Regions from separate parts of the Homo sapiens genome. Here region 2 is linked to region 1. Evidence: chromatin contacts called from ENCODE POLR2A ChIA-PET data. All regions are on one chromosome and are shown on one strand. Each heading gives the region's core, a stretch centred on a gene start or an enhancer-like site at or near the end of the contact. The rest is flanking DNA. Distances are from core to core; before and after follow the strand shown.

The links. ChIA-PET counts read pairs that join two places held with the same protein, here RNA polymerase II (POLR2A).
Region 2: POLR2A ChIA-PET joins it to region 1 with 12 read pairs in activated T-cell. The contact joins the promoter of RRP36 here to the promoter of PPP1R10 in region 1. POLR2A ChIA-PET finds 5 or more read pairs at or near these places in 2 of 52 experiments (OCI-LY7 and activated T-cell).

Annotation. Positions count from the first base shown.
Region 1 is chr6:30,613,600-30,618,717 of GRCh38, forward strand. It overlaps PPP1R10 (protein phosphatase 1 regulatory subunit 10), which reads right to left and starts at 3,644. Exons shown (of 20, transcript NM_002714.4): 1 at 3,625-3,644; 2 at 2,879-3,399. It overlaps MRPS18B (mitochondrial ribosomal protein S18B), which reads left to right and starts at 4,241. Exons shown (of 7, transcript NM_014046.4): 1 at 4,241-4,344. The coding sequence starts at 4,267. RefSeq lists an enhancer at 3,902-4,470.
Region 2 is chr6:43,018,182-43,023,284 of GRCh38, forward strand. It overlaps RRP36 (ribosomal RNA processing 36), which reads left to right and starts at 3,442. Exons shown (of 7, transcript NM_033112.4): 1 at 3,442-3,603. The coding sequence starts at 3,474. KLHDC3 (kelch domain containing 3) reads left to right here. Exons shown (of 11, transcript NM_057161.4): 5 at 1-35; 6 at 162-375; 7 at 452-538; 8 at 682-790; 9 at 911-984; 10 at 1,107-1,185; 11 at 2,486-3,113. The coding sequence ends at 2,552. RefSeq lists enhancers at 2,994-3,725, 3,124-3,233, 3,294-3,343, 3,726-4,457 and silencers at 3,434-3,503, 3,514-3,563, 3,574-3,643.

The DNA of each region.
Region 1 (5,118 bases), core at 2,394-4,893:
TAAAGATGCAAAATGATATACCACCCTGACTCATAGAAAAAGACCCCAGACTAGAACTCTGGCCACAAACTACAAGGATCAGGTTTTCCAAGATTTTCTGAATGGATGTGGTTCCCCTAGTAGACCTGGCTTCCCATCTCCCATGTTAAGGAAGATCTTCTTTATTAATCCCCTGGCTCACTAGAGATCAGGAACCCCAGTGGGTAGAATGTTCAGCTCCCAAGGAAGATATGCTGCAGAGGCACATGGCAAACTGCTTAAAAGAAAAAAACAAAACAAAACAAAAAAAGCTTGTAGTCAACAGACATGTGAAGAGTCCCTCCCATCCAATCCAGAAGCTTAAGTAATAATTTGAGAATCTGTACCCAGTAGGAAGTTAGCCCTAAGTCTCACCCAGGTCACCAGAGGGCAGTTATACTTTCCAATTCTGCCTAGAACCTCCACGCTTCAGTGCAGGACTTTTAAAAATTAAAATTATATGGAGAGTCTGATAAAGATTTGACTTTGAAAAATTTGGGGGAAGAAAGGAACCAGACACCCAATACCACCCTCAGATAGGGCATGGCTTCTGAACATGCACCAAATGCCACAGCACTGCATGAGTTGAAAAATGAAGAGGACATCATTTTTTCATTAATGCTTTTAGGAATTTCTTTTAGAAGGGAAGGAAAAAGAAATTCAAAAAAGGTGGCTCTTTGGGGAAAAAAAAAAAATGAAAGTTGTGAAATGTAATACCAGAAAGGTTTTGCTTACCAGAAACCGTAGCTTGATTCCCCCTGCCTTGAGTTTACAACTGCCGCCTCCTTTCCTAAAGATTCACTTCTTATCCTAGTACCAATGTACAGGAACTAATCAAGTGCAGAACGTGATACAGCACTGAATACAGTTTATCCCCAAACTGAGAGGTGGGAATGAGGGCGATTTAGAAGAAAGTCCTAAAAGTACCCACCTTCCCCCGATTCTCATTACACAAAGCGACCAAATGCAGGAGGCCCACTGGTTCCTAAGCAGAAATGGCACACTTCAGTGTCATTAGGCCCGTTTATCTCCAAGTTACTCTTGCAAGCCCTTGTGTCTTTCCCATCTCCCTCTACACACATATATACATACACACACGCTCACACACATCCTCAAAGCTTCCCAGTCTTAGGTTTGCCTGTTTTTTCACCCCTGGCAGCTGAAGTGGGGAAAAATTACAAGCAGTTGTGATGAGTGAAGGAAAGTGAAAATAAAAACTGGTTCTATAAAAACTAGAACTACACAGAGATGGACAGCCTTGATACTTAATTCCTATAAGCTCCTATCCCTTTAAGATATTTTATATAATGAAAATAAGGAAAATGTCTTCTCCCTAGCAGCAACGAGCACAGGCAGTGCAAAAGCATCTGCTCAGGGGTGGAGCTTCAAGAGGGTGGAGAGAGGAGGAAGAAAGCTGATTACATCACCTTTCAAGGCTGCTCCTCCCACTTGACCAAGTTTCTAGGGCGGCCCTAAGCTCAGGATGGCAAAAGGGGGAGAAAAACAACAAAGACGGAGGGACGCCATTTTGTAATGGAGAAAGAGGACTTAAACTAAAAAGCCACCCGGCTCTGCCGGTAGCTTCAGTTACATTATAAAACACCTTTTTAGTAAAAAAAAAAAAAAAAAAAATCAAAAACCAGTTCCCCATCGTGAATAATCTTTGACCTATTTTGATCAGTAAGAGCGTAGTGAAAATTAAAGCAATTAAAATATTAAAAAGAACAATTTTCTGCAGGGAAGAACTGAATTTGCAACGGAGGTTCAACCGGCTACCATCGACCACCCCCATCCTCCCTATAGAGGGAAAGGGGGAGGAAGGACTTGGACCCCTCTCAACAAATAGGGTTGAGGTGGGAGGACAGGAAAAAAAATGGGTCAAGACACAACCTGCAACGCCGCTTGGAAGACAAAAGGACAAGGAAAGTCGCCATATTGAAGCAGGGAAGAAAAAAATTCCTTTTAACGACACAAATCTTTTAGAAAGCTAGCATTCAATTGCACTAAATGGCTTTTAAAATTATACTCCTAAATTCCACATTTCCCAACCTTTCCACCCTCTATTTAACTGTACCTCCCCCACCAAAAAATATCAAGTTAAAATGTTAATCACTCTTTTGCTTTTAAATACCTATGCAATCTGCAACAATTATAAGACATTCTTTACCTCCCCAACTATTATCTTGTATGTACTGGCACTAAGATTATATTTTGTCCTAAGTGTCTTGCAATCTTTATTCCTAGATTGCCACCTATTTTAACCACACAAATATACCCCAAGCAAATTACATTAAAATTGAGAGGATTTAACAGTCATTTAAAAAGTTATAGCGAGCTATTACTTCTCTCTGCCCATCTCCTTACCCTGCAATCTTTATGTACAGATTGCTTATTAATCTGGCAAATTGAAAGGCACCCTGCTTGTCTCACACACAAAGAAGTGGTACTTCTGGGCCACAAGATCCACCATCTCTTGTATGTGAGCTCATTAACCCTTTTGAAGACTGCTGCTAACCAGAGGAAGGTAACCATTCCTCCTTATATAAACACATATGGCTTTGGCAGTCTGGAAATTGGCTGGATTACCAAGGGTTAACCATCAAAATCCTCACTTGCTGGCCCTCCCTCCACCCTCTCTTTGCCTGCAGCAAGGCAGGGAAGAGATAGGTGGTAGGGGAGAGAGAACAAGACTGTTTAGACCCACAGGCCCTTTTTAATGGAGATTAAGTGACCAGATTGGTCCTTCTCCAGTTCTCTATTTGTTCTATGGTCTCATTTCTTCCTCTCATTATTTTTGGTTTCACAACGGGAAACGTTGATTTCTTGTTGCAAGGCTGGTTTTTGAAAATTCGACACTTACTATCCAATTTTTTTGCGACGTCAGCACCTCGGGCTCAGGGGGGAGGGGGTAAAATTTTGGAGGAAAAAAAATAAAACAACCAACCAGGACCCAAAACTCAATTATTTAGGGGGCCTCATTGGATCAAAAAGTCTTTTAAAAAATAAAGGCCAACTCAGTATTCATTTCCCCCCCACCCAACTCCATTTAGGGAGGGGGGTCGCAGAAAAAAGTTCTGAGTGGATTCAAAAAAGTAAACGCTGGATGAGTGAATTTGGGTGGTTTGGGAAGGGAGGGTGGTTGATTATTTTTGAAGTTATGTAGTGACGGTCCTTCGGCCACAGATTTCAAGTCCCAAGCAGCGTGGGCTGGTGGGGTGGGCAAGATAGGTGGGAAGGGGCAGAAGACACAAGTGGTTGGGCTGGTGGCTGCTGTTTTCCCTTTCCCCCCTCTCTCAGGATCCTTTCAAGGGCTTAGATGTTGCTGCGGCTTGTTTCTGTTTTCCTCGTGGCCGGCCTGTCTTTCTCCGAGAAAATTCAAACCTGGGATAAAAGGAACACAAGGGAGAAAGATGTAATCAGTACGGGTTGCTTCAAAACACTCACAAATGCCATCTTTGTTGTCCCCAAACAAACCTGTGTCCCATCCTGATCGCAACCGCTTTAAGCCGTGGCTCTCAAATGAACCCATCCATCCCTATCCCGCTTCCCAGATCCAACGCTCTCCGCAAAATTTTACCCACTAGACGACAAAGTAGGCAAACTTACCTCTAAACGAACCCCAGAATGGCGGCCGCCCGCTCGGGTGGAGTCTTTTATACCCGGACGCCGCCCAACGCGCCCAAACGTGCTAGTGAAACGCCCTTGTCGCGAGACATTATACGCGAGGCGTGAACTCATTGGTCAACCCAAATGACAACTCGCCAACTGATTGGCTACTCTCACTTCACCTTTGCTCCGCCCCTTTCCCTGGCACTCTCTTCCGCCTCCTTCCTGCCTCCCTGTCGCGTGCGCGTGACCAGGAGCCTAGCACCTCCCTTTCCTCTGCTTCCGCCACTTCCGCCCTGGAGAACATTTCTCACCCAGGATTGGTAGAAACCTAAGAGCGCATGCGCACTGAGAGGATACCGCTAAAAATCGCCTTCAAAATTGCTTAAAAGGCAAACTTTAACAATGCGATCTAAGAGTCGTAGTGACTGGCCAAAAAAAACCGCAATTTTGGGGTCTAATTCGATTGTGACGCAGTTGAAATTAGCTTCTCCCCCATGCCTTCCCTTTCACGCTTCCGTCCTGACGCAAACGTGGGGCCGCCTTCCGCACTGCGGGCTTGTCCTTGGCCCTGCCCTACTCAGTTTCCTGAAGCATGCGCAGTTGCCTTTCCGTCAATTCCTGTCCTGGGCGTACGTCAAGATGGCGGCGTCTGTATTAAACACCGTGCTGAGGCGGCTTCCTATGCTATCTCTCTTCCGAGGTTCTCACAGAGTTCAGGTAACTCTTCGAAAGACATTTTGCACAACCTCAAGTTGGTTATACCTTCTCGAGGTTGTCGCTCCACTGTCAGGAATCCACGAGTGGAGACCTTCCCACGTGTGTCTTAGCTGTCTAGGCAGTACTTCCTGCAACCCCCCCCCCACACCCCGCGCATTTTCTAATCCCGAGCCGAGGACTAAACGCCAGGGTTAGGTATCATCCTTTTTCCAAAATGCCATTTCAGTAAAATAACTTAAGTGATGGAATTGACCCCTGTCCACCCTCAGTCATGCATAACCAGCTTTTTAAAAATTATTTAACTAATTAAGGGGCCATGCTAATCTCTGTATCGTTGCAATTTTAGCATAACATATGTACTCCCCAAGCGAGCGCCACAACCAGCTGTTAACTATGCAAGTGGTGACTAAATCTGTGTTGCTCTGGAATGTCCTTGGGGAAATTAGGGATCCCAATTTCTACCAACCTTGCTATTTCTCAATAAGGTCAGGATATATTCTTACGACCTGAGGACAGTTTCTCAGCTCTCTTTATTAAATCAGTTTCTTATCGGAGTTATGAGAGCTTAACTCCGTCCTTTGAATTGAGGTTTCCCTCCAGTCTTGTGTACTCACCTCTCTGGAGGTTCTTGGTGGGGCACGGTGAGATAGGAAGGCTTGCCCAGCTGCCACTCCCTAAAGTGGGACTGAAGAGTGGTGACAGAGGTCAACACAGAAATAATAACAGCCTTGGTAGCTTTAAAACTAGCGTTAGGACTCAAGTTTGTTCTGCCCT
Region 2 (5,103 bases), core at 2,192-4,691, about 12 Mb after region 1:
CCAGCACCATGACATGGACTCTTATCTGTACAAAGGTCTGCTCTTTCTTTTTTTTCCCAAATCCCCACCCTCTGTTGAAGCAATGATAGGAAGCTCAGTCAGAGGAGATCCTCTTCCAGTCTTTGTGCTGACCCCTCCACCATCTCTCTGCCTCTGCCCAGGGCAGCCCTGCACGCTGGAGGGACTTCCACTCAGCCACAATGCTGGGAAGTCACATGTATGTCTTTGGGGGCCGTGCCGACCGCTTTGGGCCATTCCATTCCAACAATGAGATTTACTGCAACCGCATTCGAGTCTTTGACACCAGAACTGAGGCTTGGCTGGACTGTCCCCCGACTCCAGTGCTGCCTGAGGGGCGCCGGAGCCACTCGGCCTGTGAGTGTTTGTTACTTCCCTGTGGAGTTCCCTTCCTGCCCTCTTCACACTCCTGACACTTCCTCTCTCCTTCCAGTTGGCTACAATGGGGAGCTGTACATCTTTGGTGGTTATAATGCAAGGCTGAACCGGCACTTCCATGACCTCTGGAAGTTTAATCCTGGTAAAGAGCACTGCATTTAGGGCAGGAACAAGGAGCAATTGAGGTGGGAGGAAAAGAAAATAATCCTGAGGCGGTGAGGGATGGGGGTGGGGAAGATACCTGGACTAGGCAGGTATTGAACTTCCATATAAATTTCTCTTCAGTGTCCTTTACCTGGAAAAAGATTGAACCGAAGGGGAAGGGGCCATGTCCCCGCCGGCGCCAGTGCTGCTGTATTGTTGGTGACAAGATTGTCCTCTTTGGGGGTACCAGGTTAGAAGGAGAGAGGGAAGGGGCTCAGGGAAGTCACTAATGGGAGAGTGGGAGGTATTTGAAAAGGGGGTTTCGTGGGTAGTTTTTGTCCTACTTTCATCTCTCTTTTGATCCCGACAGTCCATCTCCTGAGGAAGGCCTGGGAGATGAATTTGACCTTATAGATCATTCTGACTTACACATTTTGGACTTTAGTAAGTATAGTTATTCCTGAATTGCTCCTGCCATCAAGGTCCCTGTCTTTGGGTGGTGATATCCAGGACTGGATCCTTTCCTCACCTTTGACCATCTCCTTTCCACAACTTCTCCCTTAAAGGCCCTAGTCTGAAGACTCTGTGCAAACTGGCCGTGATTCAGTATAACCTAGACCAGTCCTGTTTGCCTCATGATATCAGGTACAGCGAGTGGTTGGAAGGGAGGGATTGAGTGAGGGTGAGTGAGCAGCACAGGTGTGACCTGATTAGCTTGGTTTCAGTATGGAGGAGACAGACATTTTTGTTCTGCTGGAGATGTAGTGTACTTGTGGGAAATGAGATGGAAGGAGGTGAATTGACAGCCATCATATAAAACTGTCAGCAGAATAAATTATATGAAAAAAAAATACAGCTCGGCAGCATCACTTTCTGAGACCTAAGCTTATACAGTTATTTTTGTGACCATGCTGAGAACAACTGATTAAATCTTAGAACCTAGCTGCAAAGTAAAGACAAGTTTAGGAGCCTCTGGATCACATTGGTTCCAGAAGATCTGGCTGCTTCCCTTTGAATTTCGTTCTTAGGTTCCAATTAACCACCAGATGTTACTTTATGTATAATTTTTCAGGTTCAAATTAACCACCAGATGTTACTTTGTATATAATTTTTCCTGTCTGGGTCATTCTGAGATACTTCGTCTCTTTGTATCAGTTCAGTTTAACTCTTGCTGGCTGGGCATGGTGGCTCATACCTGTAATCCCATCACTTCGGGAGGTTGAGGTGGGCAAATCAGTTGAGGTCAGGAGTTCGAGACCATCCTGGCCACATGGTGAAGCCCTGTCTATACTAAAAATACAAAAATTAGCTGGGCATAGTGGCAGCCACCAGTAGTCCCAGCTACTTGGGAGGTTGAGGCAAGAGAATTGCTTGAACCCGGGAGGCGGGGGTTTCAGTGAGTCAAGATTGTGCCACTGCACCACTGTACTCCAGCCTAGGTGACAGAACAAGACTCAAAAAAAAAATTAATATGGTTGGGTGGGTGGGGAAGGCCTCAGGAAGGATAGGAGTGCTGAGTCAGAGCCTTAAAAGGATGGGAGTTAAGAGCAAAAATGGGTATTCCTGGTGGGGTGAGGCATTCCTGGTGAGGGTAAGGTGGAGGGGCTGCCTGGTTGGCTCTAAGCAAAGCAGGAAAGGCAGGTTGGGATGTTGACTGACATGTATACACAGATCTCAGGTGCCTGGACACTGCAATATACATACATACATAAACATAAACCGGAAATCCATATGAGCTTGGAGGTAGAGGAGTGGGTGGTGTTGGATTTGGTGGTGGGTGGGTTCTGATTGTTCAACCTAGTAGGTCTCTTAAGTAAGAGGTGGCTGTGGGTGGTTGACCTTTAGGAAGTTGGAGAGACTGGTGTGTTTTTAGCTTGGTTCAAACATCCCTTAGCTTGGGCTGAGGGCCCCCTCTTCTTTCTGTCTCTTATTGTTGGCCTTCCAGGTGGGAGCTGAATGCCATGACCACCAACAGCAATATCAGTCGCCCCATCGTCTCCTCCCATGGGTAGGAGGAAGTTTCTGCCACCTCCCCTCCTGAGCCTGCTGTCATCTTCACTGCCCCTGCCCATCTGTCACCCACCTGCTCCTTTGACCCCTGGACTTGGTATACCTCCATGTGGAGTTGTTGGGCGAGAGGTGTTCTCTGTGCTGTGAATTCAGTGGGGAGCTGTAGCGGGGTGGGGGCTAGGTTCCTCCCCCCTTGGGCCGAGGGCCCCTTCCCCTTGGTGCTCTGTCCCCATCCACCTCCTTTCAGCTGCTCCTGGGCCTCAGCTCTGCCCAGGGCCAGCCAGGTTCTGCTGGGAAGGGAAGGGAATGGGGAGAAGGGAGAAGCAAGCAGTGTCTGAGCCTCAGGAGCTTCCCCCTCCCCCTTTGCCTATCCCCTCCCCTCTGCTTGAGCCTTGAGCCTTGACTGGGAGCTGAAAGGAGTTGCAGCTGTTGGCATGAGACCTCCTTCTCCCCGTCTTGGGGAGGTGGGGACCAGCAGATAAATCCCACCCTTCCTTGAGCTGTCGCTGTACTCTGAAGTTCAGCCAGCTCAGATTTTATAAAAATTAATTAAAATCTCCAAACGTGTTGTGTGTTTTTGTGGAATATGGTGGAGAAGGCTGGAGTTTGCAGTGGGGGCAGGGTGCCGAGGACAAGCACCCTGAGGTTCTGGCTTCTCAGCCAAGGGTATTAGGAAACCAAATGCCACCAAGGCCTGGTCCAAGCTTCTCGGGCGTGGAACCCAGCACCCTGCGACTCGGGCAGAAGGTTGCGACAATGTCTCCAGAGCGGGTTATCCTTTGGGCCCGGCTCCCTGGCCCTCGACCGCGCAGTTTTCTGCCCATTCGTCACCACGTTGAGACCGGGAACGCCGGAAGAGGCGGGGCAGGGGCTGCCGTGAGCGGAAGCGGCGCCATTCGTCTTCCGAGCGCTACTGCCAGCTGATGCCGGGAGCTAACTACCGCGCCGGGGCCGGGGCCGGGGCCGGGGCCCGACGTCCCCGCGGGGCCCGGGACCGCGAGGAGGACGGCGGGGGCCTGGAGCCCGCGGCCGTGGCCCGCGACCTATTGAGGGGTGAGGGCATGGGGCAGGGCGGGCTGGGGAGGGGAAGGAGATTCCCAGGCGGGGCCCTGAGCCTGCAGAGACGGTGCCGGTAAGACTGCCAAGTTCTCTAAGAGGCAGACGCTACACTAGGGGTGCCCCCAGTGCAGTGGAAAGTGGGGGGTGAGAGTAGATGCTTCCGGGATTAGGACATCCTGAGAAGTTTCTTCACGGCAGGATGAGGGTTTTCGGCGATGGGGAACGTATGTGCAATAGCATGGAGGCAGGAAAAGGCATGCATGGCTGCTGAAGGCTTAGTAGATCAGAATTCAGCAGATTCCGTAGACTTTGTTTTTTTAATTTTTTTTTTTTGAGACGGAGTCTCTCTCTGTCGCCAAGGCTGGAGTGCAGTGGCGCGATGTCGGCAAGCTCCGCCTCCCGGGTTCACGCCATTCTGCTGCCTCAGCCTCCAGAGCAGCTGGGACTACAGGCGCCCGCCACCACGCCCGGCTAATTTTTTGTATTTTTAGTAGAGACGGGGTCTCACCTTGTTAGCCAGGATGGTCTCGATCTCCTGACCTCGTGATCCGCCCGCCTCAGCCTCCCAAAGTGCTGGGATTCCAGGCGTGAGCCACTGCGCCCAGCCTGTTTTTTAAATTTTTTATATTTTTTATTTTTTTGAGACAAAGTCTCGCCCTGTAGCCCAGGCTGGAGTGTAGTTGCACCATGACGGCTCACTGCGGCCTCGAACTCCCGGGCCCAAGAGATCCTCCTACCTCAGCCTTTCGAGTAGCTGGGACTGCAGGCGCGTCACCACGCCTGCACGGATGGGTTTGTTTATTTATTTATTTATTTATTTAATGTAGAAACAAGGTCTCACCTTTTTTTTTTTTTTTTTTTTGACGGCGTCTCGCTCTGTTGCCCATGCTGGAGTGCAGTAGCGCGATCTCAGCTCACTGCAAGCTCCGCCTCCCGTGTTTACGCCATTCTCCTGCCTCAGCCTCCCGAGTAGTGGGACTACAGGCGCCCGCCACCACGCCCGGCTAATTTTTTGTATTTTTAGTAGAGATGGGGTTTCACCGTGTTAGCCAGGATGGTCTCTATCTCCTGACCTCGTGATCCGCCCGCCTCGGCCTCCCAAAGTGCTGGGATTACAGGCGTGAGCCACCTCGCCCAGCCAGGTCTCATCATGTTACCAGGTGCCAGGGCTGGTCTCCAGTTCCTGGGCTCAAGTGATCCACCCGCCTCAGCCTCCCAAGGATTACAGGATTACTGTGCCCAGCAAATGCTGCAGGCTTTTTGTTAAGGCACAGTTCTAGCTGCTGGAGATAGTTGTGAATAAAGTAGTCAAACACTCCTATCCTGGCCGGGTGTGGTGGATCACACCTGTAATCCCAGCACCAGGGGAGACTGAAGCAGGAGGATCGCTTGAGCCCAGGAGTTCAAGACCAGCCTGGTAAACATAATGAGACCCGCTTTTCTACTAAAAATAAAAAAATTTAGCCAGGGTGGTGGCCCACGTCTGTATTCCCA